7 separate regions of the Mus musculus genome follow, and all the other regions are linked to region 1. The links are chromatin loops, found by intact Hi-C in ENCODE. Cell type or tissue: left cerebral cortex. All regions are shown on one strand. Region 1 overlaps Hebp1 (heme binding protein 1). Region 2 has its middle 15 kb from the start of Ddx47. Region 3 holds the start of Ddx47 (DEAD box helicase 47). Region 4 overlaps Fam234b (family with sequence similarity 234, member B). Region 5 has its middle 21 kb from the start of Ddx47. Region 6 overlaps Emp1 (epithelial membrane protein 1). Region 7 has its middle 22 kb from the start of Gprc5a.

Evidence for each region. A loop is a pair of places that touch in the nucleus more often than their neighbours do. Peaks named below come from ENCODE experiments on the same cell type or tissue, not always from the same donor. Only the 100,000 strongest peaks of a DNase experiment are listed, where the experiment ranks them.
Region 2: a loop joins it to region 1, with 8 times the contacts of the local background. A loop is called at or near these places in 23 of 42 quality-filtered maps.
Region 3: it touches region 1 in a loop (4-fold over the local background); 22 of 42 quality-filtered maps call a loop at or near these places.
Region 4: a loop joins it to region 1, with 2.4 times the contacts of the local background. A loop is called at or near these places in 20 of 42 quality-filtered maps.
Region 5: a loop joins it to region 1, with 3 times the contacts of the local background. A loop is called at or near these places in 22 of 42 quality-filtered maps.
Region 6: it touches region 1 in a loop (5-fold over the local background); 30 of 42 quality-filtered maps call a loop at or near these places.
Region 7: it touches region 1 in a loop (9-fold over the local background); 31 of 42 quality-filtered maps call a loop at or near these places.

The regions. Positions count from the first base shown.
Region 1 is chr6:135,143,011-135,147,010 of GRCm38, forward strand. All of the region lies in intron 3 of Hebp1 (heme binding protein 1), which reads right to left. Among named protein-coding and RNA genes, the nearest start is that of Gm22881, 3.6 kb to the right of the region's middle. In left cerebral cortex, a CTCF peak has its summit at 1,717 (motif pointing left); a DNase peak (open chromatin) is centred at 1,727; H3K27ac peaks cover 519 bases.
Region 2 is chr6:135,024,398-135,028,397 of GRCm38, forward strand. No RefSeq gene overlaps it. Among named protein-coding and RNA genes, the nearest start is that of Ddx47, 15 kb to the left of the region's middle. In left cerebral cortex, a CTCF peak has its summit at 1,970 (motif pointing right); DNase peaks (open chromatin) are centred at 510 and 1,929.
Region 3 is chr6:135,009,139-135,013,138 of GRCm38, forward strand. It overlaps Ddx47 (DEAD box helicase 47), which reads left to right and starts at 2,474. Exons shown (of 12, transcript NM_026360.3): 1 at 2,474-2,590; 2 at 3,164-3,257. The coding sequence starts at 2,504. In left cerebral cortex, a CTCF peak has its summit at 2,393 (motif pointing right); a DNase peak (open chromatin) is centred at 2,428; H3K4me3 peaks cover 1,252 bases; H3K27ac peaks cover 637 bases.
Region 4 is chr6:135,230,753-135,234,752 of GRCm38, forward strand. It overlaps Fam234b (family with sequence similarity 234, member B), which reads left to right. Exons shown (of 13, transcript NM_028982.4): 11 at 869-986; 12 at 2,504-2,724; 13 at 3,227-4,000. The coding sequence ends at 3,232. Among named protein-coding and RNA genes, the nearest start is that of Gsg1, 22 kb to the right of the region's middle. In left cerebral cortex, no CTCF peak of the experiment used is centred here; DNase peaks (open chromatin) are centred at 1,893 and 2,210; H3K27ac peaks cover 1,630 bases.
Region 5 is chr6:135,030,457-135,034,456 of GRCm38, forward strand. No RefSeq gene overlaps it. Among named protein-coding and RNA genes, the nearest start is that of Ddx47, 21 kb to the left of the region's middle. In left cerebral cortex, no CTCF peak of the experiment used is centred here; no DNase peak of the experiment used is centred here.
Region 6 is chr6:135,375,479-135,379,478 of GRCm38, forward strand. Emp1 (epithelial membrane protein 1) reads left to right here. Exons shown (of 5, transcript NM_010128.4): 2 at 1,700-1,810. The coding sequence starts at 1,733. Among named protein-coding and RNA genes, the nearest start is that of Emp1, 15 kb to the left of the region's middle. In left cerebral cortex, a CTCF peak has its summit at 2,465 (motif pointing left); a DNase peak (open chromatin) is centred at 2,461; H3K4me3 peaks cover 304 bases.
Region 7 is chr6:135,085,594-135,089,593 of GRCm38, forward strand. No RefSeq gene overlaps it. Among named protein-coding and RNA genes, the nearest start is that of Gprc5a, 22 kb to the left of the region's middle. In left cerebral cortex, a CTCF peak has its summit at 2,322 (motif pointing right); DNase peaks (open chromatin) are centred at 2,331 and 2,605; H3K4me3 peaks cover 247 bases.

The DNA of each region.
Region 1 (4,000 bases):
GGCCTCTGCATCAGCTCCTGCCTCCAGGTTCCTGCCCTGCTTGAGTTCCTGTTCTGACTTCCTTCAATGATGGACTACAATGCAGAAGCTTAAACCAAAGACACCTTTCCCTCCCCAACTTGGTTTCAGTCACGGTGTTTCATCACAGCAACGGTAACCCCAACTAAGACACCAGGCAACTTTAGATTGTGCCAAGCTGAGAAAACTAACCGGCTACACACACAGCAGCTATGCACCAAACTAGAGTAACTGCCCATCTCAATTCCACAGGGAAGATGGCGTCTCATTGATGTCTACTGAACAAGTGCAAGAGCTGACTGGGTGGAACATCCTTGAGCACAGAGCCCAGAGCTATAAGAGGGTAGAGAACCTCTGCTCTGTGGTGTCCTGGCCACCAGCGTTAGTGGTCATGTCCAGCATACCGAGATTATATGGGCAGATGGAAATACAACATACCTGGAGATGAGTGGGCATTTACATATATGATCCTATCTCATCCTTATGACAAACTAGGCATTGTTATCTCTGTCTCACAGACATGGAAGCCGTATGAGTCATATGCCATCAAGTTGACTGTCATGGCCCTGGCTCTCAGCTCCCTCTCTCTTCATTGTTTGGTTTGCTTGGGAGCAAATCAAAGACCCTGCACATTCGAAGTAAGCTCTCTGTCTCTGAGCCACGCCCCTTGCCCTTCCACCTTCTAGTCTTTCCTTTTTTTATTTTTGGAGATAGTGTCTCATTCTGTAGCCCAGGCTGGACTGATACACATACTACGAGCTTACTATAGGAAGCCCTAGCTGGCTTCAGATTCATGGCGGATCTCCTGCCTCTGGATCCTTACTGCTGAGTTACCAGCACGAGGCACCATCCCTGGCTTCGACTCTTCCTTCCACAAACATGTCATTACATTAAAACGGCAGCGGTCTCCCTTAAATCACTCAGTCTCGACGATCTATTGCCAGTCTCTGCTGAGAATCCAGTTGTGGGGGCTGAGTTCTCACCTCGGTGGGCAAAAGAAGGACAGTCATTTGGAAGATCACCTCGAGCCTTAGTGTAAGGAAAATCCTATTCCCCAAGGTATTCACATAGGGCCTGTGAGATGGCACAGCTGGTAAAGGTGCTTGCTGCCAAGCCAGAAGACCTGAGTTTAAGCCCCGGTACTCACATGATGGGAAGAGAGAACCATTTCCTAAAAGTTGAATTCTGACCCCATCATGTACACACCAAATAAATGTGTGTGTGTATGTATATGTATATGTATATGTATATGTATATGTATATGTATATGTATATGATGTATACATACATATACAGTGGAGCATAGTTTTAATCCCAGCAGAGCTCTTGTATATTCCAGGTCAGCCTGGCCTACACAGTGAGTTTCAGGCTAGCCAGGGCTACATAGTAAGATCCTGTCTCAAACAACGACTTAAAACAACAACAGTAGCAGCAGCAGCAGCAGCAGCAACAACAACATGACCTATTCAGGTAGTGTTATCTTTTTTTCCCTAAGGCATTTTATTTATCTAAACAGTCCTGCTAATTAATGTACAATCTCTCTGTAGACATCTCTTAGGCTGCAGAAAAAGAATTTATCCATCAAGCATTCTCACTGTATTCCTTGAAATACAGATCCCTTCTGTTACCAACCTTGTTTTCAATGACACTCAGGAGCCAAGTGCTGTAACTGCACATTTGACTTGTGGTGACACCGTGTGGCCAACCCGGGGAATAAGCTCAAGGGAAGTTAGGATGAGATGTTCAGTTATAAAACATTCACCCACGGAGCAAGGCTGAATAAAGACAGTATTTGGTTCTTCTACATTTTGTTTGTGTTTGTTCTTGTCAAGGCTTCCCTATGTGCCCAGGCTAGCCTCAAATTCACCATCTTCCTAGTCTAGCTCCCCGTGTGCTAGGCTTGTAGATGTGTAGATGTGTGTGTATTTAGATTTCATCAAATGGTTCCTCCGTTCCCTTCCCCATCCCTTCCTCCCACCCTTTCTTCCATGGATTCACTTTATGTGTGTGTTACGTGTAGTGTGTATATATGCTCCCTGTGTGCTCATGCATGTATATAGTGGTGTGCACGCATGCATGTGTGAAGACCAGAGGTTGACACTGGTGTCTTCCTTATTTCTCTCCATCTTATTTTTTGCGATGTCTCTCACTATACCCAGGGCTCGCTGATTTTGCTATACTGCCTGGCCAATGGGCCCCCGTCTTCCTGTCTCTGCTTCCCTGACACTGGGATCGGCCATGCAGATTGCTGCACCTGGCCTTTTCTTTTTCACATACTGCTGAGGATCCACACTCAGGTCCTCTGGTTTACAAGGCTATCCACTGACCCGTCTCTCTAGCCCCTTAGTCGATCCTTTAACATTTATTTATTAATGAATGTTGTGCATGTGTGTGTGCACGCTTGCATGTGCCATGGTGCACATGTGAAGGCCAGAGGACAACCTGGGGAACTGGTTCTCTCCCTCCATTTTGTGGAGGCAGGGGTCTCTCGTTTGTGCTACTTCACTGTGTACCCCAGGCTGGACTATGAGCTTCCAGATGATTCTCCTGTCCCCAGCTCCATCTCACCACTGGGGGCTGAGAACACAGATACATGATCTGCATCTGTGTTTTTATGTGGATTCTGGGAACTGAACTTAGGTTCCCAGGCTTGTGTGGCTAACGCTTATAGCTACTGAGCCATCTCTCTGGTCCTAATCTACCCTTTATTGAGGTGTCCTTTTTCATCATAAAGAACCAGGTCTTAGAGGAATGGTTAACTCTAGCTTGAGAGCAGGAAATGTTAAGATGTGTTTGAAAATAAGGAAGATGCCAAAGCAGGCGAGAGGTGTGTCAACAGATTGAGAGATCAATGGGAAACCAATGTGGCTCCTACTGGTCCTAAATGGCACAATATGTGCATCAGAGAGAATAAAAACCTCAGATCCTGGTTCACTAGTGCTCACCTGTAATCCCAGATCTCAGAGGGTGGAGGCATGGGGACCATGCTACACAGTGAGTGTGAGGCCAGGGTGGGATTCTGAGACCCTGTCTCGAAAAGGGAGGAAGGGGCTGGGGAAATGACTTGGTGCAAAAGTAAAAGTGCATGCGTGTGATCCTGCGTTTGAACTTGGAGTACCCACAATAAAAGCCAGACACATAGGCAAAGCATCTGTAATGTCAGCACTCTATTGGGGTGATAGGAAGTGGAGATGGGAGACAGCGGACAAGGAACAGAGGGTCTGTCTCAAACAAAGAGACCACAGAGGCCTAGCACCCAAAGCTGCCCTCTGACCTTCACACCCTCTTCATGGCATACCCAGACCTGTATTTATAACCGCACCACATAAATAGATTTTCTTAAGGCCAAGAAAAGATAAATGGAAGAACAAAATAACAACAACAAAACCCAAAGAACAAGCTCGAAACAGTGCAATGCAGCCAGCATATTCAGAGTCGTGCTTCTGTTGATAGTAAAAAACAAACCAAAACACCTAAACCAAGCAAGCAACCAACCATAAACAAAACCAAAACCAAACCAAAGCAAAACAAGCCAGAGAGGAAGATCGCCGCCTTTGGAAGACACCAAGGGAAGAAACCAATAATCCTAAAAACTAGCAGAGGAAAAGAGCCATGCCTCCTGCTCTCTCTGTGTGCTTCTACCTTTGTAAAACTGAGAGAAGAGGCGAGATTTGTGTTTGTTGAAGTATGCCAACTGATGAAGGATGATGCAAACACAGAGGACACTATCATTTGATGAGCTCCCATGAGACAGGCACGTAAGCAGGAACATCCTCAGCTTACCAGCCAACTCCACAGGAGCAGAGCTTAGCAGACGCAGAAGCCCCTACCAGGCCTCAGCGCCAAGAGACACAGGAGTCCCTAGTGGGACTCAACAGCAAGGAAAGATTCTTGGTTCAAACCTGAAAGCCTCAGTCTGAATGCATCTCTAGTACCAAACACAGGCTACAGGCAACACAGGGGCAAAGGACGTGTTAGTGTG
Region 2 (4,000 bases), 120 kb before region 1:
GAGTTGGGCACCCTTGGGGCTCATTTTCTAACCAGTCATGCTTTCCTGATAGGCTTCTCCAACGTGACTGTGGTGGTGACTTTATTTTGCATCAGTGGACAGCTGATGGGTAACATTGTCTCCCTGTGAAGAACTTCAGAAGCAAATTAAAATTGGATTGGGGACGTGTCTGAGGGCTCAATAAAAATCTGGGGAGTGTTCCAGCCTGAACTTCTGCTAAGCAGTGGTTCATGGAGCTGAGATATATGCATAATTTTGGAGAGATTTAAAGAGTGGTTGAGGAAGACGCCAGACGTTGACCTCTGGCTTCTACATATACATGAACACACAGGTGCACACAGGAGAACTAGTACGTCCATATACATAACCCGTTGTGCCAGGCTTGGAGGTGTAGCTCAGTTGTTACTCTGAGGGTCCAAGACTCAACTAGATCATTTTATTATTCTTGGTCTTATAAAAATGCAACAAACACCCCAGAATTTGCCTGACTCTTCACAGATGTCTGGATGAGAGCCAGAGAGCTTTCCAAGTAGCTTCCTGTCTCTGAGCTATCTATCCCCTACATCTGATGCCAGTTGCCAAGTGCCTCAGCTCTGGGAAATGGGACCAGAAAGAACCAGAGGGCAGTGGTGTTGGTTACAGCAAATGAAGGAATCCACCTTATCAGAAGCAGGTGACAAAGCATGAAGAAGGCATGTCCTCAAAAAAGAAATTAGAGACTAGGCTGTGGCAATTCTAATCCAGAGTTCTTGAGGTGAAACCTAGCCTTGGGGCAGATAATAAAAGGGTGTGAGTCACTCTTGGGCTGGAATGACAAGAGACTCAGCCCAAGCACTGGAGATTCAAGGGTGACCCACACCTACATTCTTTATGCCTCACCTGTCTCAAGAATGCACTAAAACTACAGCTAAAAATAACTGCAGAAACTTGAGGTCTGGGAAGTATCGCCAAACAGTCACACCTAAGTAGACAAGAGCTCTGGGCCATGATTGAAGACAAGAACATGCTCAGCTGGAGGCCACACAGTCTGTAGGACCCTCATACCTGTTGATACCGCTGGAGCTTGTCTTAGAGACTTTGTTGCTGTGAGGAGACATCATATAAAAGGAAGCATTTATTGGGGGCTTGCTTATAGTTTCGGGATTATGCCATGATCATCAAGCTAGGGAACATGGCAGTAGCTAAGTGCTTAGATCTGATCCACAAACAGGAGGCAGAACGAAGGAGATTAGGCCTGGAATGGGCGTTCGAAGCCTCCAAGTTTACCTCCAGTGACACACCTGTTGCAACAAGGACACGCCGCCTAATTCTTCCCAAACACCTCCATGCATTGGGGGCCATTCTCAAACCATGGTAGAGCTTTCGTCTGCTTACAGCCATCTGTTCATCTGATACCAGTAATCTCAGATTTTAGGAGGAAGAAGCAGGAAGATCAGGAGTTCAAGGCCAGCATCAGCTGCGTAGGTAGTTTGGAGCCAGCCTGGGCTACGTGGAAACCCCATCTTTTGGAAAACAGAGCCAGTGAGGTGGCTCAGCAGGTAAAGGCACTTGCTACTAAACCTGAGGACCTGAGATTGATCCCCCCAGGACTCATATAATGAGAGAACTGACTCACAGAACTTCCTCTTAATCTCTTAACATCCTGTGATAGTTTCCACCCTACCTCTGATAAATAGATGCAAAAAAATTTTAGGTCAAAAGACCCAAACAAAAGCACATACACAAACCAAAAAAACAAAACCAAATTTGATTCCAAATCTCAGTCCTTATATGATGTGTATGTGTGTCTTTTGTATGCATTTCACATTATACACTCAACAAGCACTTACTGAACGAAAGGAATCAGCCAGTGGTGGCAGTATTGCATTTCCTTAAATGTGCTCCACATAACAAATGAGTGTTATGCCTATAAGCTTTCAGATGCCAACTTAGTTTCCAATGGGCAACCATTAAGAGAGGATAACAGAACATCTTCGTTTTCACCGGTAGATGGCAGAAGGGGGAAATGCTCGCCCTCACTTCCTCTGTGGGAAAAAATAGTTACTAGTGAGCAGTGACTGGGGTGCAGTGCAGAATCAAAGGGCACACAGTGTACTCTTGTGTGGCCTGCAGTGACTAAGGGGTAGCAATCAGGGCAGGTATGAGAAGTACCTATAGGTATCTGAAGGGTGATAGTCTTTAACAGGACTGCCAGGCCAGGCCTGGGGTGTTTCCTCACAGGTAGAGAGCTTGCCTTTTGTGTGCAGGGATCTCTGGGTTACCCAGACTCTAGGACTGGGAGAACTAAATGCTGTATAAAATGCAGCCTTGCTCTGTTCCCTGGTCCCTATCTGTGCTAGCTTTCCATTTGTGCTAAAGTCTCCCCTGCCTATCTAGGTATTGATAGGTCACCAACTCCTGGTTCTCCCCCTCCAGTCTGGAGCCTGGGAATACAGGCATTTCCTTCCCAATGCACAGTGTGTATGAGAGTAAGTTGTTCAGGGTCTTGAATCCTCTTTCACGATATATCCCTCTGTTTTGCTGTACCCTCATCCAGGCCAGTCCATAGCTTTCACTTGTCCATGTTATCTCATGGCTTGGTGCCAGGGAGCTAGTGAGTCACTTATTCTTTTTGTCTTTGGCCCAAAGTGATGGGGACTTGTCCTCCATCCAAAAGAATGATAGCAGCAGTCAGGCATGATGGTCAGCAATATTGGGCTGTGGGCCTGAGGGCATAGCTCAATGGCAAAGGCTGTGTTTACATGCACGTGGCTCTGGGTTTGATTCCTGGCATTAAAAAGAAAATGAGAGGCTGGACAGACGTCTCAGCTGCTGAAGTGCTTGCTGTACAAGTAGGAGGGCCTGAGTTCAGATCCCCGGAACTCATGAACAGTTGGTGTGGTGGCCTGTGCCTGTGATCACAGCACTTGGGAAGGGAGGCTGGACATCTGGGACTCTCTAGCCAGTCAGTGTAGTCAATTGGTGAACTCTAGGTTCAATGAGAAACTCTGTCTCAAAAACAAAAAAATATGGTTGTGGGCTTGTGGGGTGATTTAGTGGGTAAAGGAGCTTTCTGCCAAGCCTAACTATCTGAGCTTGGTCCTTGAGACCCATATGATAGGAAGAGCAATCAAGGAAGACACTGGATGTTGACCTCTGGCCTACACACACACACACACACACACACACACACACACACACACACACACACACGAGTGAGCCTTCCCATGTTCAAAACACATACCCTTATACCCACACACACCATACCACCCCAGAGATAGAGATGAGAGAGAGAGAGAGAGAGAGAGAGAGAGAGAGAGAGAGAGTGTGTTACAGAACAGAGACAAAGTGTTTTATATATATCTTTATAAATTTATAAAAAGTATATATATACAGATATGTGTGTGTACATATATATTATTTTACCTCCCAGCCTTGAACACTGGCTCTTTCCCCTCCATTCTCTGAAGATGAGTCCTCTGGTGACTCTACCTTGCTGCCTGACATCTCAGAAACTCGCCAGTCCAGGCTATTAAACCCAGTGCCACCTTCAAGCCAATGCTCTCCTTGTGATTTTCAGTGAGTCAAGAGAGCAGAGACCATGACAAGTTTTCTTGATTGCCACGTTTTTCTTAACTCAGTCAGGGTTGTTTTAGACACACGATGGCGAACAATGAGGTTGTGGCCAGCCTGCTGGGTCTTGGCACTCTTGGGTCCTGACACCCATCATTTCCCTTGCTGGAGGCCATGACTCAGTTTTTGAGGAAACTTCTGAAAAGCTTGTTTGTGATACTCCTTCTTGGTCACCCCTTATTCTGTGTTTACTTCTTTGAATTTTCCCAAGGAGATTCAAGAATCATATAGGGAGCCGAGAGTTGCCGCTAATAGAGTTGAACCAAGGCTTCTGTTGGCGTTTGTTGGTTTTCGTGGATTTCAGAGGATGAGGGTTCAGGGAGTGGGTGGAGAGCTCAGTCCTTTAATCCCAGTACTCAGAAAGCCAAGGCAAGAGGAGTGTGTGTAG
Region 3 (4,000 bases), 130 kb before region 1:
CCAGGCATGGTGGTGCACACTTGTCCTCTCTGCCTTTGGAAGGTGGAGGCAGGAGGATCAAGAGCTTAAGGTCAGCCTCTGATACACAGGGAATTTGAGGCAGAACATACTGTGCTACATGAGATGCTGGAGAAAATAAAATAAAATAAAATAAAATAAAGTAAAATAAAATAAATAGAAGGTAGTTACAGGAAGGGCAAAATAGAGAGCCAGAATGCCTTTGGCTTTCTGCCAGCCAACCGTGTGCTATGACTGTCTGGTAGAATCCATGTTGGGATGGCCTATTTTATACAGAAGGCGCTTTCCTTTTTTTAACTTGGAGTGAAATGTAAGAAAAACAAACAAACCAAACCAAAGGACGCAGACTATTCTTCAGGAATGTGCGGAGAAAAAAACCCATCACTTTCTAAAGCAGTGGTTCTCAACCCTATGTCTCTGGGTTGAACGACCTTCTCACAGGGGTCACGTATCAGATATCCTGCATATCAGATATCCTGCATATCAGATATCCTGCATATCAGATATCCTGCATATCAGATATCCTGCATATCAGATATTTACAATTCATAACAGTAGTGAAATTACAGTTATGAAGTAGCAATGAAATAGTTTTATGTTTTGGGGTTACCACAACAGGAGGAACTGTATTAAAGGGTCGTAGCATCAGGAAGGCTGAGAACCACTGATAAAGAAACAGTCAGAGAAATCCCTCTGGTCTGCCATGGTTTCCAACCCCAACGCTTTGCTGAGTTTCACTTCACCCAGGTGGCACATACTTAACATCCATTTTGTCTCTAGAGTCAGGGAAACAAAGACCGCCTCTTGTCTCTGAGGCAGTCTCCTTTCCCAGTTTCTTTTCTGAAGACCAGCATCATGGTGAATGAGAGCAATGGTTTTTGTTTGTTTTTCCAGACAGGGTTTTTCTGTATAGCCCTGGGTGTCCTGGAACTCACTCTGTAGACCAGGGTAGCCTTGAACTCAGAGATTTGCCTGCCCCTGCCTCCCAAGCTCTGTGATTAAGGGAGTGTACCACCATAGTCCCCTCCCTTGGCTTTTTCTATTTATTCTTTTATCTTCTGTCATTTTGTTTCTGAATTCCGACTTGTGCATTTTATCTTAATTCCCCTCCCTCCACAGGCAATCATCACAAACCTCTTCAAGTGTAGTTTCTGCTTCTCTGTGTTTTAGTAGAAGGTTGTTACATCCATCCATACACACTTGTAATATAACACACATATAATATATATTTGAAACAGGGTCTTACCAAGTAACCCTGACTGTTCTGGAACTTGCTATGTAGACCGGGCAGGCCTCCACTTCACAGAGATTCACCTGCCTCTGTCTCCTGAGTGATGGGATTAAAGGCATGGGCCACCACTCCCAATCTTAGTTATATTATATTTAAATCTATGGCCTTTCCCACAACAGCCTCAGGACTTGGAGCCCTAAATACTCTTAAGGGTATGTTTGACATGCGCTGCGCACATTTTAACAACACACTCTGCCAGAGAAAGGGATACCACGAAGAAAAGCATAGCAGATTGTCTCTAATGCCTCAGTTTCAGAAAGTGTGCCCCACACATTGAGAATGCCAATGCCTCCCCACTAGGGTACACTTGCAGGCACAGGGCATGTAACATACATTGTACCTCACTAGCTTAAGTGGTGGCAGTTCAGATATCTCACGGGTCTCAGGAATTTTGTATTCACAGATCTGCCAGTTTTTTGTTTGTTTGTTTGTTTTTTCGAGACAGGGTTTCAGAAATCTGCCTGCCTCTGCCTCCCAAGCGCTGGGATTAAAGGCGTGTGCCACCACGCTCGGCTCAGATCTGCCAGTCTTGAATAGGTGTCCCCTGAACTCAGAACGGCCTTTCTGGTATCAGTAAGGTCCCAGCTCAAATATCACTGCCTCAGAGACACCTTCTCAGTCTTGCAGCAATCCTGACAATTCTTTCTCCCAAAGCTTTGCTCCCCTATTTTTATGTAGCACTTTTCATAATTCAAAGTGGCCCATTATTACCTATGTATTGTTTGCCTTCTCTTTGCAGTGGAAGTTGATACTGTCCTGCTCTATCATTAGACACCTAGCACAGTCCAAGCATATGGCAGGCTGTCAGTTGTCAAATATATGAAGTAATGAATAAATAGTATCGTGATGTCCATGTGTTTACATTTCTATAGTTAGAAAAGTGATAAGCCAAAGGGAAGACAGCCAAGGCCCTGGAAGGCCGAAGTTGCAGAATGAAATCCTGCCTCAAGAAACCAATTTAAAAAAATAAAAAATAGGGCAGATACCCAAAGGGCAGCAAGAAGGGATCGTCTCAGTTCCTTAGGCACACAGGCTTCCAGCCATTGCTGTTCTTCCAAGTCCCTCCTGTGTGGGGCGCTGCCACGCCAGACCCGCCAGCAGGAGGCGTTCAGAACCTACACTCTAGGAAAGTAATCGCCTACATTTCCCAGCACGCCTTGCGCCTCGGCCCCACTTCCGGAGCCCACGAGCAAGATGGCGGCGGACGAGGAACCCGATTCCCCCTCTGGAGCCCTTCAGACAGCTGCGGAAGAGGAGGAAACGAAAACATTTAAAGACCTGGTGAGAATGGGTGATGCTGGTATTTATTTTGTGATGTTGGCGTTTAGGCTCACCCAGGGTTTGGGTACTTCATATCCCAGCCGGTGGTGTGTAAAAACACCTTGGGGCCTAGCTCATGCTATCTTCAGGCTGTCAGAAACTCGGGGTCTCTTCACGCTCCCTCGGGTGCATTTGCCTTGTAGGATGCCGCTGGGTCGTGAGAGCCCCCGTTTGTTTTTCTCCCCAGTTACTGTAGAGCCTTATGTTATCTAGGGTCACGCGTGACCTCCTTACAAGAGGCAAGTTGTTATGGTGTGCGCCTCACTTTATACACGTGAGGCACTTGGTAGAATAATAGCTAGCCACTGGTCGGAACTGATTTGACGGGTTAAATGAGATAATACATGCAAAGAGTTGACAGCAGCCCCTGGTGAAGAGAAATTGTCTCAAGGCGCTGTCCCATAGTGTTCATATAAAGCAGGGTCTGAGATGTACAGTTATGTAAAGTGCAAAGGGCTACGTATCACCAGGAGGATGGCTCTGATAAAGGTGAGGATGTATTCTTTGCTAAAGTATGGTTTTCTGAATTCAAAGGGTGTTACGGATGTATTGTGTGAAGCTTGTGACCAGTTGGGATGGGCAAAGCCCACCAAGATCCAGATCGAAGCTATTCCTTTGGCCTTGCAAGGTAGGTTGGAATTAAATATGCAGGCTAGTACAGAGCCAGTGTGGCATTATATTCAGTTTTTGTGTTGCTTCTAAGAGCTATTGCTGTCAAATTCCAAGTGAAATAAAGATATAATCTCTCCCTGGGTATGGCAGGACTACTTGAGTTCTTAACACCGAGGAGGCAGAGACCTTGCTTCAAATAAATATAAAGCCAGGTGTGATCACGGTGGCACAAGCCTGTACCATTTGGGAGGTAGACACTGACGTTAATGAATGGTGGGACGACAGTTTTAAACCCCTAGAGCACTCTACTGTCTGAATTTGCATGGCAGATCCTGACTGTTAGCTCTAAGAGATGAGAATTAAGAATCCATACAATGGACCATCAAGAGACCCATAATTAGCCTCCAAACGATGACACCATTGCATACACTAGCAAGCGTTTGGTGCAAGGACCGTGATATAGCCGTCTCTTGTGAGACTATGCCGGGGCCTAGCAAACACATAGGTGGATGCTCAGAGTCAGCTATTGGATGGATCACAGGACCCCCAATGGAGGAGCTAGAGAAAGTATACAAGGAGCTAAAGAGATCTGCAACCCTGTAGGTGCAACATTATGAACTAACCAGTACCCCGGAGCTCTTGACTCTAGCTGCATATGTATCAAAAGATGCCGTAGTCGGCCATCACTGGAAAGAGAGGCCCACTGGACAGGCAAACTTTATATGCCCCAGTACAGGGGAACGCCAGGGCCAAAAAATG
Region 4 (4,000 bases), 88 kb after region 1:
TCTTCAGTTGAGTCAGTCTGGTCCCCTGAGGGACTGTCAGGTGTTTCCAGTATTTACCCCGGTGCTTGCCACCGTCATCAAACACAGGTCTTTGTACAAGCCAGGCAAGACCACTGTGGGGTTGGTTATGCCTCAGCCCCTTGCAGTTAGTCTGGCATCCAAGGAAAGGAAATATATTTGGCTACCGTTGAGAAATAGCGTTTCTCTCTGCAGAGCCTCACCTGCTGTAAGGATGAATGAATGGGAATCCCAGCTCTGCCATAGGTTGCAGATAGGCGTCTCCACAGACTTCCTCCTCTCTCCTCTCTGCATTCTATCCCCTGCCTCCCTCCTTTCTGCTTACATGTGCAAGCATTCTCTCCCTTACCCCCCCTCCTCCTTCTCCGCTCTTCCTTCCCCTCCTCCTTCCTCTGCTCCCCTCCACCTCCCTCCCTCCCTCCCTCCCTCCCTTCCTCCCTCCCTCCCTCCCTCCCTCCCTCCCTCCCTCCCTCCCTCCCTCTCTTCCTTCCTCTCCTCCTTCCCCTGCTCCCCTCCACCTCCCTTCCTCCTCCTTGTCTTCCCCTCCCTCCCTCCCTCCCTCCCTCCCTCCCTCCCTCCCTCCCTCCCTCCCTCCCTTCCTCCCTCCTTGCCCATTTCCCTTTCTCACCCCTTCATTTTTCCCTTCTCTTTCTCCCTTATATATTGTTGGCTATGGATAATGGTTTAGAGTCAGGAATAAACCTGCGCTTTGGCTTCTGTGAAATCGTATGGTCCCTGTAGCTGGGAACAGGAGAGGGTCTGGCCGGAACTTTGCTCCACTCCTTCCCCTGACAGTGTCCTGTGTTCCCAGTGTAGTCACCATGTTTTCCTTTTCTGTGACTGTTGCCAGGACGACAGCTCAGGAGCGGAGCCTCCTGGCCTTTACCACCTTTACCTCCTGCACCCAGCCTTCCCCTCCATCCTCCTGGACCTGAGCAACACCACTGGCATAGTGACAGCTTCGGAGGGTGAGTCCCTGTGACACAAGAGTGTCCTGGCTGAGTGATACCCTTGCTCACCAAGGGAAGGATAAAGGCATTTCAGGAGGCAGTAGCATCATTTCCCGTGGTGTCCCTGGAACCAGGGCACTGCTGGGGAGCTTTCTCGGAGTTCTGGGGTGAGAATACATATTCTGTGGATGTGCTGAGAGCTGAGGGGAAGTGTACCCTCATTCCAGGACTCCGCTGTGTGCCAGGCGTCTGTAGGGGTTTAGGATTGGCAGTTAACTGTATGGGCTATAATGGAGAAATGTTACTTCTAGGGAATTGATTTAGCTATTACTTCTGTGAATATTAAACACATTGTGTCAAAATCTGAGTCAACAGAAGAACCAAGCAGAGGAGAGTTATCGCCCGTAACCTGACCACTCTGAACGCTGGGGAGTCTTCTTCTTCATGTGCATCTAAGTAAACTCTAAAGCGGACTAGAGAGCATATCCTAGAATTACTCCATTCAGGGACCCACAGCCCTGGAAACTGAGCCACTACTGTCTGCTAGTCTCAGCTGGGCAAGGAGGGAGACCAGTCTAGCCACAGCTCCCTGCTGTCTTTCTCTTCCAGCTGGGGAGGGGACAGTTAGACAGGTCTCATATAGACCAGGCTGACCTCAAACTGGCTCTGTAGTTGAGGATGGCCTTGAACCCTCGACCCTCCTGCCTTTATCTCCCAAGTGCTTGATTGCAGGTATGCACCCTTACACCTGACTCCTCTGTGCCTTTCCACACTGTTGCCTCTGGTAGACTTGCTCCTTGTAGTGCTTCGCCTTGAAGTGAAGCAGTACTGCCTGTCCTCTATGCCCTGAGCTTCGTGGGACAGAAAAGCTGATCTGGAATGTGCAGGCTGTCAACTGGTTAGGAAGTGGGTGGGCGTCAGCTTGTGGAACCATGTAAGAGATATAAATAAGCTGGTTTGCATCTTCTGCATAAAGCATGGTAAATAAGAATCCCACGGGCTGGGGATGTAGCACACTTGGCAGAGTGCTTGCCTAGCAATGCAAGGGGCCCAGGGTTTGATCCCACCACTGGGGAGGTAGAGGCAGGAGAACTCATTTCTCCTTGGCTACAGAGCCAGTTCAAGGCTGCTTTCCAAGCTAGGACAATACTGGTCATCTATGTGTCCTCCAGAGTAAAGCACCATGGTTACCCGAAACCCTGGGCAGAGGAGGAGAGGAGAGTGGCTCCAGAGGAAGAGACAGAGTGAGCCGAAGCAACGGGGTGGAGGAACGCTGGCTGGGTTTGAAGCTCACAGTGACAGCGTGTTAAGGGGAGGTGCCAGTGAGCCTGAATAAAGTGAATAAAGCTCTGTATGGAAAAAAGAACCTCATGTCCCTTTCAGACAAGCACGGCTGATTCCTATTTTAAAGACAAGGCAGGGAGTCGAGTGTAGGACCTTGTGCCTGTCATATAAATGCTCGTGATGATGACCTGCACTGCTGGACGGAACCACTCCTCTCTCGCTAACCGCTTCTTGTCTTTGTCCTTCCTCAGTTGGAATCAACGACATCTGGAAAGATGCCTTTTATGTCACCAGGACAACAGGGATGAGCCCTGAAGGACACCCTACCTCTCTGGTGGTCAGCAAGCTTAGCCTGCGCTGGGCACTCATGGAAGGCCAGATGGTCCAGCTGAAGGAGACCACCCCTAAAATTGGCCGTGGGGAACTGCGAAGATTCCTGTCTAGGATAAAGTTTGTTGATTCTCCCTACCAGGTAACTAGATTTTACTTTTTAGTTAAAAATAAAATTCTTTTTTTAAAATCACATCTATGTGTAAGGCTCACACATATCCTGACACATGTTTAGTGATCAGTGGACAGTTCTAGAAATTAGTTTTCTTCTGTGTAGGATGTTCAGGTATTTAGAAATGTAGCATTGTGTGTGTGTGTGTGTGTTTTTCCATCCCAATGACTGGATGGGGTAGATCTTCCTGGTAGGGTACCAATGATGTTCAAGTCTATGCAACTTTGGTTTACAGAAACTATATACTACACAGTTACCTTGCTGAGAACACCAGCCCTTTCCCTTAAAAAAATATCTGGGACAAGTTTAAAGTTGAAGAGCTTGGTCATTGAGAAGGACCAAGTCCCTGGGACTCACAAACTGTTGGAACTAAACCACAAGACCGGGAAAGGAAGAAACATTCCCATGTTTAGATTTCCCATTGCTTTGGAAATCCCATTTAAAGAGGGTAATAATGGCCCCTTCCCTACAGATCTAGTGCAACGGAATTCTCCGGATTCAGAACAACTTGACGGACTGGCTCCTGTCTCTCCTGCATCAGTTCTCTTGAGAGAGGATGACTTCAGGGTTGTGCAGCACTTGGGATCACTGTCCTGCGGCAGCGTGTTGAAGCTGAGATGTAGCATGGTCCGCTTAGCTGGGGAACCTCACGACCTTTCCGTCCCCACGCTAACCCCTTCTCCCGAGAACTCTGTGTGGATACTTTGGAAATGTGAATCTTATAGCTGTTTTAATTTTTTTTTGTACCTTTAATTTATAAACCCTTGTGGGGAAAGCCAGTGACCTACAAGCAGGATATATGTTGTTTTGCCTTAGGCCCTGTGTGTCTCTCTGTGTATGTGTGTGTGTCTCTGTATGTGTGTGTGTGCCCAGTGTTGTAACAATTATTCTTGAGATATGCCCCAAGCTTCAGGGATTCCGTTTCCTGTCCTGGTGAAGTTCATCTGGCTTGGCCATCTTGATGCGGCTGGATGGCCTATCTCTGGTCCTGAGGGTCGCGCACCACTGTTTTCCCTCTGCCCGCCTATACTGTGGTTCCTTTCCACAGCAGTGAGGAACACTGGAGGTTGTGCTGGGGGCTCGTTATCCTGTGTGCTCATCTGTCTGTCTCCTAGACTCTCCACCCGCAGAGTGCAGACACGCTTCTATCACAGAGAGAGCAAGGGTGCCTCGGACCAGGGCCTTGTGCCAAGCCCTTAGAGCTTTGATGGCTCTGCAGCTGTGATCTTTGATTCTGCAGCAATGG
Region 5 (4,000 bases), 110 kb before region 1:
GTAATAACTACAATAAATATGTAGGAATAGGGAGTGTGTGAAAATGTTGAGAGACGTAACTCAGTGGTAAAGCTAGCATGGTGAAGCCCTGTGTCCGATCCCTAGTGCTGAAAATCAAAGTTACACTGAGGGCTGGAGAGATGCCTCAGCAGGTAGGAACAATGACTGCCCTTCCAGAGGACCTGGGTTCACTTCCCAACATCCACACGGTGGGGCACAACTGACTGTAAGTCCAGCCCCAGGGGATCCGACCCATCCGATGCTCTCTTCTGGCCTCTATGGCCACCAGGCATGCATGTGGTGCACATATGTACACACAGGAAAATACCCATATACATTAAACAAGAAATAGTTACACTGAATAGGGATGGAGGCCAGAGAGAAAATCTGGACACAGCCATTTACTTATATGCTTGTTTGCATATTTATTGAGACGGGGTCTCATCTCTCGTAGCCCAGGCTCACCTTGGAACTCTTTATGAAGACATAGATGGCCTTGGGTTCACAATTCTTCAGCCCCTTTGATTCTGGGAGGCCGGGGGCCGGGGAGTGTGCCACCACATCCAGCAGACAAGTCTTTTAAACGATTCGTGTTATATTTCGTTCTGAGGTTAAGTTTAATTCTAATGAGGCTTTATAGTTTATAAATTACAGACTCGAGGGCTGGTGAGATAGCTCAGTGGGTAAAAGTGCTTGCTGAGGACCCCTGACAATTTGAGTTCAATCCCTGTGTTCCTTCTGTGGAGGGAGAGAACCAATCCCTGCTTGTAGGAGACACTGAGGCTCAAACTCAAAAAATCGGGCTTGGCAGGCACCGTTACCTGCTGAGCCACTTTGCTGCCTCCTGTCAGGGTTTTTGATTTTAGCCATTTTCATTGTAGATTTTTTTTTTCTCATGGGAAATTAATCTGCCTTTTCATCTCTCCTCTTCTCTTTTTTTATTACATAACTTCTTAAATATTTACTGAGGGTTCAAGTACATACATGAACTACACATATTAAATATGTACAGTTTGATGCATATGTGATGTGCTTATGCACCTAAGACCCTCTTTCCATGCTGAGAAGCTGAGCCATCCCCCCAAATGATTCTTTCTGTTCCTTTTAACACCTTCCTCCTTCCTTTCTCGATCCCACTTCTTCCTGGGAAACCTCGATCTGCTCATGCAGAGACTGACTGGTTGCCTTTTATGTTTACCTTTAACCTGATATTTAGGTGAGGATGACCTTGACCTCTGACCCTCCTCCCACATTTTTGCAACAACAGATGCCCATCACGACACCTGGCTTGACAGGCTTGTCAACTTAGCATGTGAGTTTGCATCCTCAGAGTGTTATTAAGTGGTGGGATTATATGGCATATATGTTTAAATAATTAACTAAGGTTATTATTCTGAGTTTCCCCCATGCTGTGAACACTAAGCGTTTATTCCTAGTCAGGTCTAGTGATACAGGACTGTAATCTTGGTTACTCAAGAGGTGGAGGCAGTAGGCTTGCAAGTGCAAAGGCTTAATCAGGCACCATTTCAAAAATAATAAACAAGTAAATCAACCAAAAATGTGTAGCACACGCCTTTAATCCTAGCAGGCTGAGGCAAGCAAATCTCTATGAATTTGGGACTAGCCTGGTCTATCTAATGAGCTCCAGGGCATAGCGAAACTCTGTCACAAACAAACAAACAAAAACAAAAACTGAAAAGAAGAAAGAGCCTGCTTTGGTCTCCTTTCTTGCTACCCACTCTTACCATGACAACAAAGCTTAAGGGATGTCCCGCATGCCATATTTTTTGCAAGATGATCTCCTTGGCCCATTCCATAATTCTACCTTTGCTGCCAGTCTAAACCACCCACCCTGGAGAACTTCCCTGATAAGGAGACTGTAATTAGAAGTGATAAGCTGTTTCCTCTGGAGTCAGTGGGGTTAATCTCTGCACACCTTACAGCCTTCTTTACATCTCACTCCTTGAAGTCCAAGCCTGATGCAGGACAGAGTGGATGACATCCAACCAGAATGCATGAGAATGTGTGTAAGTGTGTGCATGTGTACTTGTGTGCAAGTGTATGTGTAACTGTGTGCATGTGCGCACGTATGTGCATTCATGTATATGAGGCCGTGTACATGTACGTGTTGTGGCACAAATCTAAGAACAAGTTTTAGGGATCTGTTGTCTCCTTTTACCTTGGATTCTGAGGGATCCAACTCCAGTTGTAAGGCTTGGTCAGCAACTGCTTTTACTCCCTGAGTTGTGCTGAGCCCCAACCCCACTCCAGTTTTACCACTCAGCTGGTACTATCACTTCTTAAAATTTCCTCCTTTCCATTTTCTGTGTAGTTCTCAGACAGACTGGCCTGCTACTTATAGAGATCTGCTCGCCTCTATCTCCTGGATACAGGGCTTAACGGCATAAACCACCATGCCCAGCACACTCTTTAAAAGACGAAATCAAACTCACTTGATAGTTTCAGTGAAATTGGCAGCCTCTCCCTCTCCACTCACTGTAAACTGGAGACTTGAGGGGATTGAAGTTCGGCCTGGATTTGCTGTCTGCCTGTACCACGTGACCCTCTGGCTTTCCCTTGGAATTGCTCTCTACAATAAAGTTACAATGCCCGTTTCTATCGTCAAACTTTGCCAGCCCGAAGTCCAGTGGCTTGGCTCCATCTCCCTTTTATCCTTGGGTTTTGAGTCCGCTCTGAGATGAGGATGCATCCTGTAAGGTGGAAGCCAAAATAAATGCCATGGGGCCACATGGAGCGTTCCCAATTTAACTTTTATCCCGTGCCAAAATGCACAAAATATTGAACAAAGCACAGAGGTAAGACAGAGTCACTAGCTTCTGGGTGCAATGGAGTTCAGAGCCCAAAAACCCTGGGGAAGGTGCCGCCTAGAACCTGTCTGACTTCATTGCTGTGGCTCTTAGGGGGCTAATGTGGTCAGCAACCACATCCATAGTTCACATTATGAAAATGGGCCTCCCACCCTCCCTCCCCATTCCTCTCCCCCCTTTTCTTTCTTTTATTGAAGATGGATCAAATTCAATGCCTTCTCTCTCTCCCTCTCCCTCCCCCTCTCCTCCCCCTCCCCTCCCCCTTTTTACGGAAGCTGGCATTACAGCCAGTTGTGAATTACCATTTGGCTGCTGGGAATTGAACCCAGGTCCTCTTTAAGAGAATAAAGTCCTCTTAATCACTTTAAGAGAATAAAGTCCTCTTAATCACTGAGACCCCAGCCCCCACCTTTAAATCAAGATCATGATACCGGTGAACTGCTATTTAGGATATTAAATTTGGAAACCCAGACTCTGCTAAGTTTATAATAAAAATTCACATGCTAAACTTGAATGTAAGCTGGCCATAGTGATCCATACCTGTAATCCCAGCACTAGGGAGGCTGAGGACAGGAAGACGGCAAGTTTGAGACTAGCCTGGTCTATATGGTAAGACCCTGACTCTCAAAAAGACAACAGCAAAAAGCCTACAACCCACAAAACTGACTCAAGATGGTAGAACTCTACAAAGAGCAGATGGTTTATTGATTGGTGATTGATTGTTTGATTGATAGTATCTTGCAATGTACCTGAGGATGGCCTCAAAACTTGAGGCAGCAATCCCGCTTCAACCTCGGACTACGCATGCGCACCATCATGCCTGGCTTCCTGCAGACTCGTTGCCTTTGGGGTCTGCCATTTTTGTAAGGCACATCGCTGCACACAGTCAGCCCGATACTTAGGTTAGGTAATAGCTCCAGCAGACGTAGGGCTGAATTTAGGTTGAGATTATGTCTAACTTGAAGAAGGAAGAAGCTAAAACAGTGAAGATAAAAACCATACGTATGGAATGAGATCATCATGGAGGCTCGAGCATTCTGGGATGTGTCTTTAGACTTGACCATCGGCCGAGACAAACTTAAACACAGAAGGCTGCTATATCCAAGCCTGCCACGTTGTGCAGAGACAGAACCCATTGTATCAACAAAGGTCTTTCTGATAAATGCCTTTGT
Region 6 (4,000 bases), 230 kb after region 1:
TAAGTCAACTTCTAACTCAAAAAACAAAACAGTAAAACAAATCCTTTTCTCCACACATGAAAGCCAAGGGGGAAGTTACGGAGGTAGGCGAGAACCACAGAAAAGCAGCAGTGAACTTGAAAGTTGGGAGAGAGGATTCACAGGCTCTCCCCAGAGGCAGCAGGAAAATGGCATCGGGTTTTGCCATTCACAGTTAAATTGAGAACATTCTCTGCCTGCCTCCCTCACCGTTGGAGGGAAGCAGCCAGTGGGGAAGAGGATTTTTTTTGGAGAGTAGAAACCAGTGTGTACAAAGAGCCAAGAACCCAGGCGTGCAGTAGATCACGTTTGGTTTTGAGTAGCTAATGAGAAAGCGAGAGGAGATAAAAGACACGCAGAATGTCAGAATAATGATAGTATCGGTGTTCTAATAAATACCTAGTGTAGCTTGAAAGTGGCTTAGGCACAGACAAAGCATCAATTAAATCAGGTGGAGGGGGGTGGGGAACAAGCAATTGCAGGATGCACACAGCATCTCCTCTATGGTTGGTGCATCCTCACACACTCCCTGCCTAGAGGGTGAATACCTCCCCCACCTCCAAGTCCTTTCCCTTTGATGTCTCTCTGAGCTGACTCTGCATCTGTCATAGGTGTGACACAGAGGGTATGCACGGCTGCCCCATGTGTGCCCTCTTACGCTTCCTTTAGCTTCTAGATTTTATGATCAGTGGTCTCTGTTGAGATTGTGGCTGAGAACTTTTGTTTATCCATGCACATTGTTAATTTATATTAGTTCAACTCTTCCGAAGGGTGATTCATACATCTGTTTGTCTTTGGGGATGGGTCTTGAATGACTGAAGTTGCATAAACACCACACACCAGCAAAAAGCACATCTGGTGTTATCTCAAGCTTTACACTTCTGGAGCCCCAGAGCTGTCATGTTGAACCGCAGGAAATCTAACATCGCCCTAGACCCATAACAGCATCCCCACCAAGAGGCACGCAGGGCCAAAGGCTCAGGTGTTGCAAATATTAGTCTGGAATGCTAAATCAGTAAGTGGCCGGGCCATTACCCAGTAATTAGGTTGTCACACTATTGGGTGCCAAAGAGCACTGTAATAACAGAAGTTGTGTCTCTCTTATTTTACGTCTCATCCGGGATCAAATTAGTAGCCAATTTGCTCTATGGCCGTTGAGTAATAGTGGCGTGTGCTGCAGAACTCATTGTTTCTATTCAGTTTGCTGGGTGAGCATTTTGCTGGAGCACTGATGCTTTCCTCATGCAAATGGAAACCGGGCATGCATGCTGCTGCAGAGTTCTGGAGGTGACAAAAATCTTCCAAAAACTCAAAGCCTGACATTTTTGGCCTGTCAATCACAAACAAAACATTAGCAGCTGCTATAAAGCATACCATGCGCTTCTTAATATAATGAATATTATATTCTGTAATTATACTCATTATATCTGTAGAATATTCATTATATTAAAGAGATGAATCTATAAACATGTGGGAGCAAAACAGAAGTACTTGTCTATACACAGATGAGTAAGCATTTGGGTATGTGTATCAATCAGGTTTTAGAACATTTTGATGTAATTTTAAATTTTAAAAATTGTCACACTTTCTTGTGTCAACAGAGATCCTGAAATGAGAAGGTGGGATGCGTCTTACTGACTGTGACAATAACCTTTCTGTCTCCCCCGTCTTTTGTTTTCAGAATTCTCTACTCAGAAGTCACCAAAAAGCCAAGATGTTGGTGCTACTGGCTGGTCTCTTTGTGGTCCACATTGCCACTGCCATTATGCTGTTTGTCTCCACCATTGCCAACGTGAGTCCCAGCCCCCTGTTTCCTCATCCCAGGAAGGATCTTAGGAATAGTTTGGTAAAAGGTTAAAAAACAAACAAACAAAAACGGGAGCTGGGAGTGTTAAATCACAGAGCAGAGAACTTCTTGAATAGCTGTGAGGGGAAAACAAACAAACAAACAAACAAACAAACAAACAAACACATACTCATAGATCGGGAAGAAATAACCAAAGTGTAAAAGGCGAGAGTCCACAAGTGATTCCTCTAGGGGTGTTGGGAGGTTCAGCTTTGAGAAGAATCCTCTCCACGGGAGGTGGACACTGAGGTGCGTTTGGAGGATGGGCGTGTCTCCTCTAGAGGAGGAAGTAGAAGAAAATAGAAGTGCAGTTCAGGCAGAAGGGCAAAGACGCCCTCGTGGGACAGACTCTCCCTGTGCTCAGGTTAACAATATCTGCTCATGCGCTAGATCGCAGATTCCTGATAGATAGATAGACATCAGAGAATAAGGACACTGCTTTGGTTATGAGGTTGACAAATTCAAGTTTTGTGTGGAAATAGGTGTGTGAAATGGAATTTGGTAGGATTAACTTGGTGTCCCGTGAATCAAATAAAACGATCTTCTACGGAGATCGCTAGTCTGTCTTTGCTCTCGGAACCCGGGGCTACTCTGACCCCTAGTGGTCATTTTTAGCACCCACTTTGTATTGTCTTAGACAAAATGAGCCAGTTTCTTGAACTTAGAAGTCAAGGCAGCCAGCTAGCCCATTGTGATGGTAGGATTTGCATGAAGAAGGCAGAGGCAAGAGAGAGGACCATGAGTTTGAGGCCAGCCAGAGCTACACATTTTGCCGGGTGTGTTGGCTTCCGCCTTTAGTACCACTTGGGAGGCAGTGAGTAAAGGTCAGCCGGGTCTATGTAGCAAGTTTCAGTATAGCCAGAAAACTACAGAGAGAAACCCTGCTCGAAAGAAAAAAAAAACCCAAAAATCCAAAAACCCCAAACCAACCAAAACAACAACAACAACCAACAACATTAAAGTTAAGACAGCCAATCATTAGACACACAAACAGTGCTCCAGGGTGGACTACAGTCCTTGCTGTGGTTAAAGGGTGAATAAGGTTTGCTTTGTTTTGTTTTCCAGATAGAGTTCATTTGTGTAGCCCTGGCTGTCCTGGAACTCACTATGTAGACCAGACTGGCTTGGATCTTAAGAGATCTGCCTGCCTCAGCTTCCCAAGTGCTGGTATTAAAGGCGGGTTCCTCTGTTGATTGACAAGGGTGAATAGGTCTTAAAGTCCAGACAGAAGGGGTTTTGCAAACATCAGAGTGTAAATACAAGCTAGGCCAGTTTAAGTGTTATGAAATAGGACATAACCCCTGCCCAACCTGTCTCCTGTAGGCTTGTAATTTGGCCATTCTATAAGCAGACTCCTAATCCTCACAGGATAACAGTGTGGTGGTAAACGTCAAACTGTATTAAGAGCTACCATGTGCTTCCTATTCACCCAGTACCAGCTCTGATGTGGGGGCTGAGAGATCAGGTGATTAGGTATGCTAGGGATTCCTGTTTCAGCACGGTTTGCGCATGTGTAGACAGAATTATCTTCTGTTCCAGAAGGGAATTGTTTTTCTTGGTCCAGGCAAGAAGGGATGGAGAACCTGGGGATGTGCATTTTGGCCACACCTTGTGCTTTTAGCTGCCTCTGCCTTGGAGCCCTTGATGCTGCATTTTGACATGGAATGACTTTGCATGTTCTAATGGTCTGCATCTGACCCTTCTGTATAGAGGAAGGTTGCCTGTGGGCCCCAGGTTCATTCTTGTCTCCGCAGTAGTCCTCTGTTTCTTTGTTGTTTCCAGCTGGACGTTTTCCCTTATCTTTTTTTTTGTTGTTGTTGTTCTTTAAAGATTTATTTTTAAAAGTATGTCTATGTGTGTGGATATGCACATACAAGTGCCAGTGAAGAAGATGTTGGATTCCCTGAGGCTGGAGTTACACATGGTTGTGAGTCTCCTAGTGGAGGCGCTGAGACCCGCACTCTAGTCCTCTTGTAAGAACTATAAATGTTCTTAATTGCTAAGCCGTTTTAAGATCCCCAGACATTTTTGTTTCTGTTTTTGCGTTTTGAGACGGAGTCTCATGTAGTCTACATTGGTCTCAAAGTTGCTATCTGAGTGGAAGCTTTAATTCCGGAGCCTCCTGAGTTATTTACA
Region 7 (4,000 bases), 57 kb before region 1:
CTCCAGAAGAGGGAGTCAGATCTTGTTGGGGATGGTTGTGAGCCACCATGTGGTTGCTGGGATTTGAACTCTGGACCTTCGGAAGAGCAACCGGGTGCTCTTACCCACTGAGCCATCTCACCAGCCCAGATTCAATCAATTATTATCATGGCAGAGAAACATGGCAGTGTGCAGGCAGACATGGTGCTGGAGAACAAGCTGAGAGTTTTACATCTCCATCCGGAGGCAGCAGGAGATGGTCTGCCACACTGGCTGTAGCTTGAGCATAGGTGACTTCAAAGCCTACCCCCACAGCAAAACACTTCCTCCAAGGCCTTGCTTACTGCAACAGGGCCACACCTCCTAATAGTGCCACTCCCTATGGCCAAGTATTTAAACACATGATGTTCCTAGCCAGGCATGGTGGCTCTCACTTTTCTAATGCTCTGGAGGCTGAGGTAGGGAGACTACCATGATTTTAAGACCCAGCTTAGGCTACAGTGTAAGGACCCTGTGCCATGACTCCTCACTAAATGTATATTCATGTTTTAATCTCACAACACAAAAATCAACACAATGGAGCTCTGAATTCAAAAGGTGTGGATCTTCCTCTGCACCATCAAGCCAGCAGTATCACAGTGGAAGCCCGGGAAGTGACCTGTGATTTAACTCAAATCTTACACCATCTACCTGGAGACAATATCACATCCCATGGATTGAGAGAGCCCAGAATTCCAAACGGATCACCATCACTTGTTTATCAGTCTGGTCCCTGGGTGCTAGATCTGTGTTTCTAATTTCTCTGCTATAAACTGGGTGTTCTCACCCTTTCCTGTCAGGACTGACTCCCAGGAGTCGGGGAAATGTCTCTGCATTTGTTATAAAGGCTGCTGCAAAGGATACAGATGAGATCTACAGGCTAGCCATGGGAGAAGCTTCTGACCTTATGACTCTATGTGCACCATCCACCAGGGCAGGCCAAGCACGTAGCCTCCTGAAGCGTTTTGGATTGTGTCTGAGTTTGTATGGAGTTGGTGTGCCTAGCAGGACTGCAGATAGATGTGTGTGTGTATGTGTGTGTGTGTGTGTGTGAGAGAGAGAGAGAGACAGAGACAGAGACAGAGACAGAGAGAGACAGACAGAGACAGAGAGACAGACCCTGCAAGGCTTGTGTATTCCTCTCTCTCTCTGGCCCAAGATGACTTGGAATTCACCATGTAGCCCACGTTGGCTTGTGGCCATCCTGCCTCAGTCTGCTAACTGGGAATTAAGGTCATCGTGACTAGCAACTTCCGGGCTCTTAGGTCTTCCGTTCTTCGTTCTTCACTGGAAGGTATCAGATTACCTCTGGATAAGGAGACTGAAGACCTGCTACCTGCTCCTCCTTTTTGGGGATAGTGTTTAGCTCTGTATGGGGGCCTCAAACTCAAGGGGATATGCTTGCCTCTGTCTCCTGAACTCTGGGACTAAAGGTATGTCTCTTGAGACAAAGTCTCATGGAGCCTAGGGTGGCCTCCAACCCTATGAAGCTGAGGCTGGTATGGCCATTCTGCTCCCACCTCCCCTGAAGGGCATAGAATGTTCTGGGCCCATCTTGTCGTTAAGGGAGGAGCCTTGCCAGGGTTTCTTTCTTTTTTTTTTTTTCTTTTTTTTTTAAGATTTATTTATTTATTATATGTAAGTACACTGTAGCTGTCTTCAGACACACCAGAAGAGGGAGTCAGATCTCGTTACGGATGGTTGTGAGCCACCATGTGGTTGCTGGGATTTGAACTCTGGACCTTCGGAAGAGCAGTCGGGTGCTCTAACCCACTGAGCCATCTCACCAGCCCGTTGCCAGGGTTTCTATACCTATGGCTGTTGAGACACCGAGGAGGACCTGGGAATGGCACCATCTCTGTCTCTGGAGAGCTTTGGCCAAGAGATTAAATGGTCCCCCAAGTGGAAAGATGGTCACAACATTCTGAGTGCGTGCCCTTTCTGGTAACAGAAGACTGCCTCTGCAAAGTGCTGGTCTTTCCCATGGCCCGTTGTCACTTCTGTTCATTTATAAGCTCTTTGCGTCAAGGGCTAGAAGTTCCACGTTTGAGAATTACTATACGGAAGAGGACTTCAATCTCATCTCCGCCCATAGGAAAGTAGAATGCGAAGACTCAGTCCAGGCTGGCCCTTGGCCAGTGTCAGTTGATTGATGTCTGGAGGCAAAGTGCCACTCTTTGAACTAAACGGTTAATGATGAATCAATGCGCAAGCCCAGCAGCCTTCTCTCTTTTTTTTAATCACGTGTGAAATAGACTTAGGGTCCCACCTTTCCGAACCAAAGTTGCCATACCCGGCTTCTCCACTAGATGGCAGGAAGACCTCAGCGTTCAACCCTGGGGAGCCTAAATACAGCATCTCCTGGCTTAAGGCCCCATTCTGGTTGAGGGCACAAGATTGTGAGCAGGACCGAGGGAGGCGTGCCTCAGAGCTGCCCCTTCCCCTAACCTTTAAAGCCACTTCCCGTCTCCTTTGCCCTTATTTTTTTTGTGTGTGAACTTCTCCAAGGTTTCCCAGCCCGTTTGCACGCAACCTGGCATCATTACATGTAACGTCTCACGGACTGATCTTATGAATGTCATCTGGTATTTATGTGGTGAGAACATTGGCTCTCGGTCAAAACCAGAAGTACAAGCTGGCCCTGGAGATCCAGGAGCCCCCTCCGCCCTCCCACTCGCTCCGTGTTTCCTTCCGTTCTGGGCTTACTGTTGCTGAGCACTGAATGCCCTGTTGGGCTTTTTTGATTTCCTGACTACTTTCTTTTGTTGCTGCCAGGGTTTTGCATGGTCACTGATATCCCAGCCTCAGCCTCAAATGGAGCGTTGCTTCAGAAAATCCTAACTGTTTACCTCTGAGCACCGGGGAATCTGGACTTTAGCTTGTAGGTTGCTGTCTTTGTGTGTTAAACATTTTAACTAATTAATTAATCAATCAATTAATTAATCAATCAATTAATTAACTAATTAATTAATTATGTGTGGGTTCCTGTGCATGTGTGTAGAGGTCACTTCTCTCTTCCCACCACACAGGTTCTAGAGACTGAAGTCAGGCCCAGACTTGCATCTCTCCCTGCTGAGCTATTGCCTGTTTCCTTTTCTTTTCCTTCTTTTACATGAAAGGTTTTATTATATGCGTGCTTTTATCTGTGTACGTGTATCACATGTATGCCCTCAGGGAAAGAAAGGGACCGGTCCTTTAGGGGTGAATTACAACCAGTTGTAAGCTGCCTTGTGAATGCTGGGAACGGAACTCAGGTCTTCTGTGAGAATAGCCAGTGTTCTTAGCTCTTGAGCCCCCCCCCCCTCTCTCTGACAGGATCTTATATAGCTTGTGTTAGCCTCAAAGTCACTTTGTAGGCAAGGTCCTTCTACCTCCGCCTCCCAAGAAGTAGGACCACAGGTGTATATAGCACCATGTCTGGCTTGCTTTTGGAATGTGTGTGTGTGTGTGTGTGTGTGAACCTCTACCTATATGCATGTATGGAGGTCAGAAGGAGACACTGAGTGTTTCTGTTCTATCACCCTCTGCCTTATTTCTTGGAGACAGGGTCTCTCACTGTAGCTAGAGCTAGGCTAGCAAGCCCTGGCGATCTTCCCTGACAAGGCAGAGGCTACAGGTACATGTGTAACCACAATGTTTTACTTGGGTCTTGGGTATTTGAACATAAGTTCTCATGCTTGCATAGCAAGCATACTTACTTACTGAGCCAGGTGTGAGGCAGGGTTTGATGCTGTATCCCAGGCTAGCCTGGTACTACATATCCCAGGCTGGCCTTTCACTCTCAGGACTCCTGTTCCGGCCTCCCAGGTATCCCTTACAGGCCTGCATCTGCATGTCTGGCTCTAGAACCCTTTGTCTTCAGGGCAGATAATGCTTTGGCCTCCCTGGATTCTGCTGATGTTCCATAGATGGCTGGGTTTGGGTAGCAAGTCACTGGTGCCTGACCCTGCAACTCCCCAAATACCTACAGAGTTGCCCATTC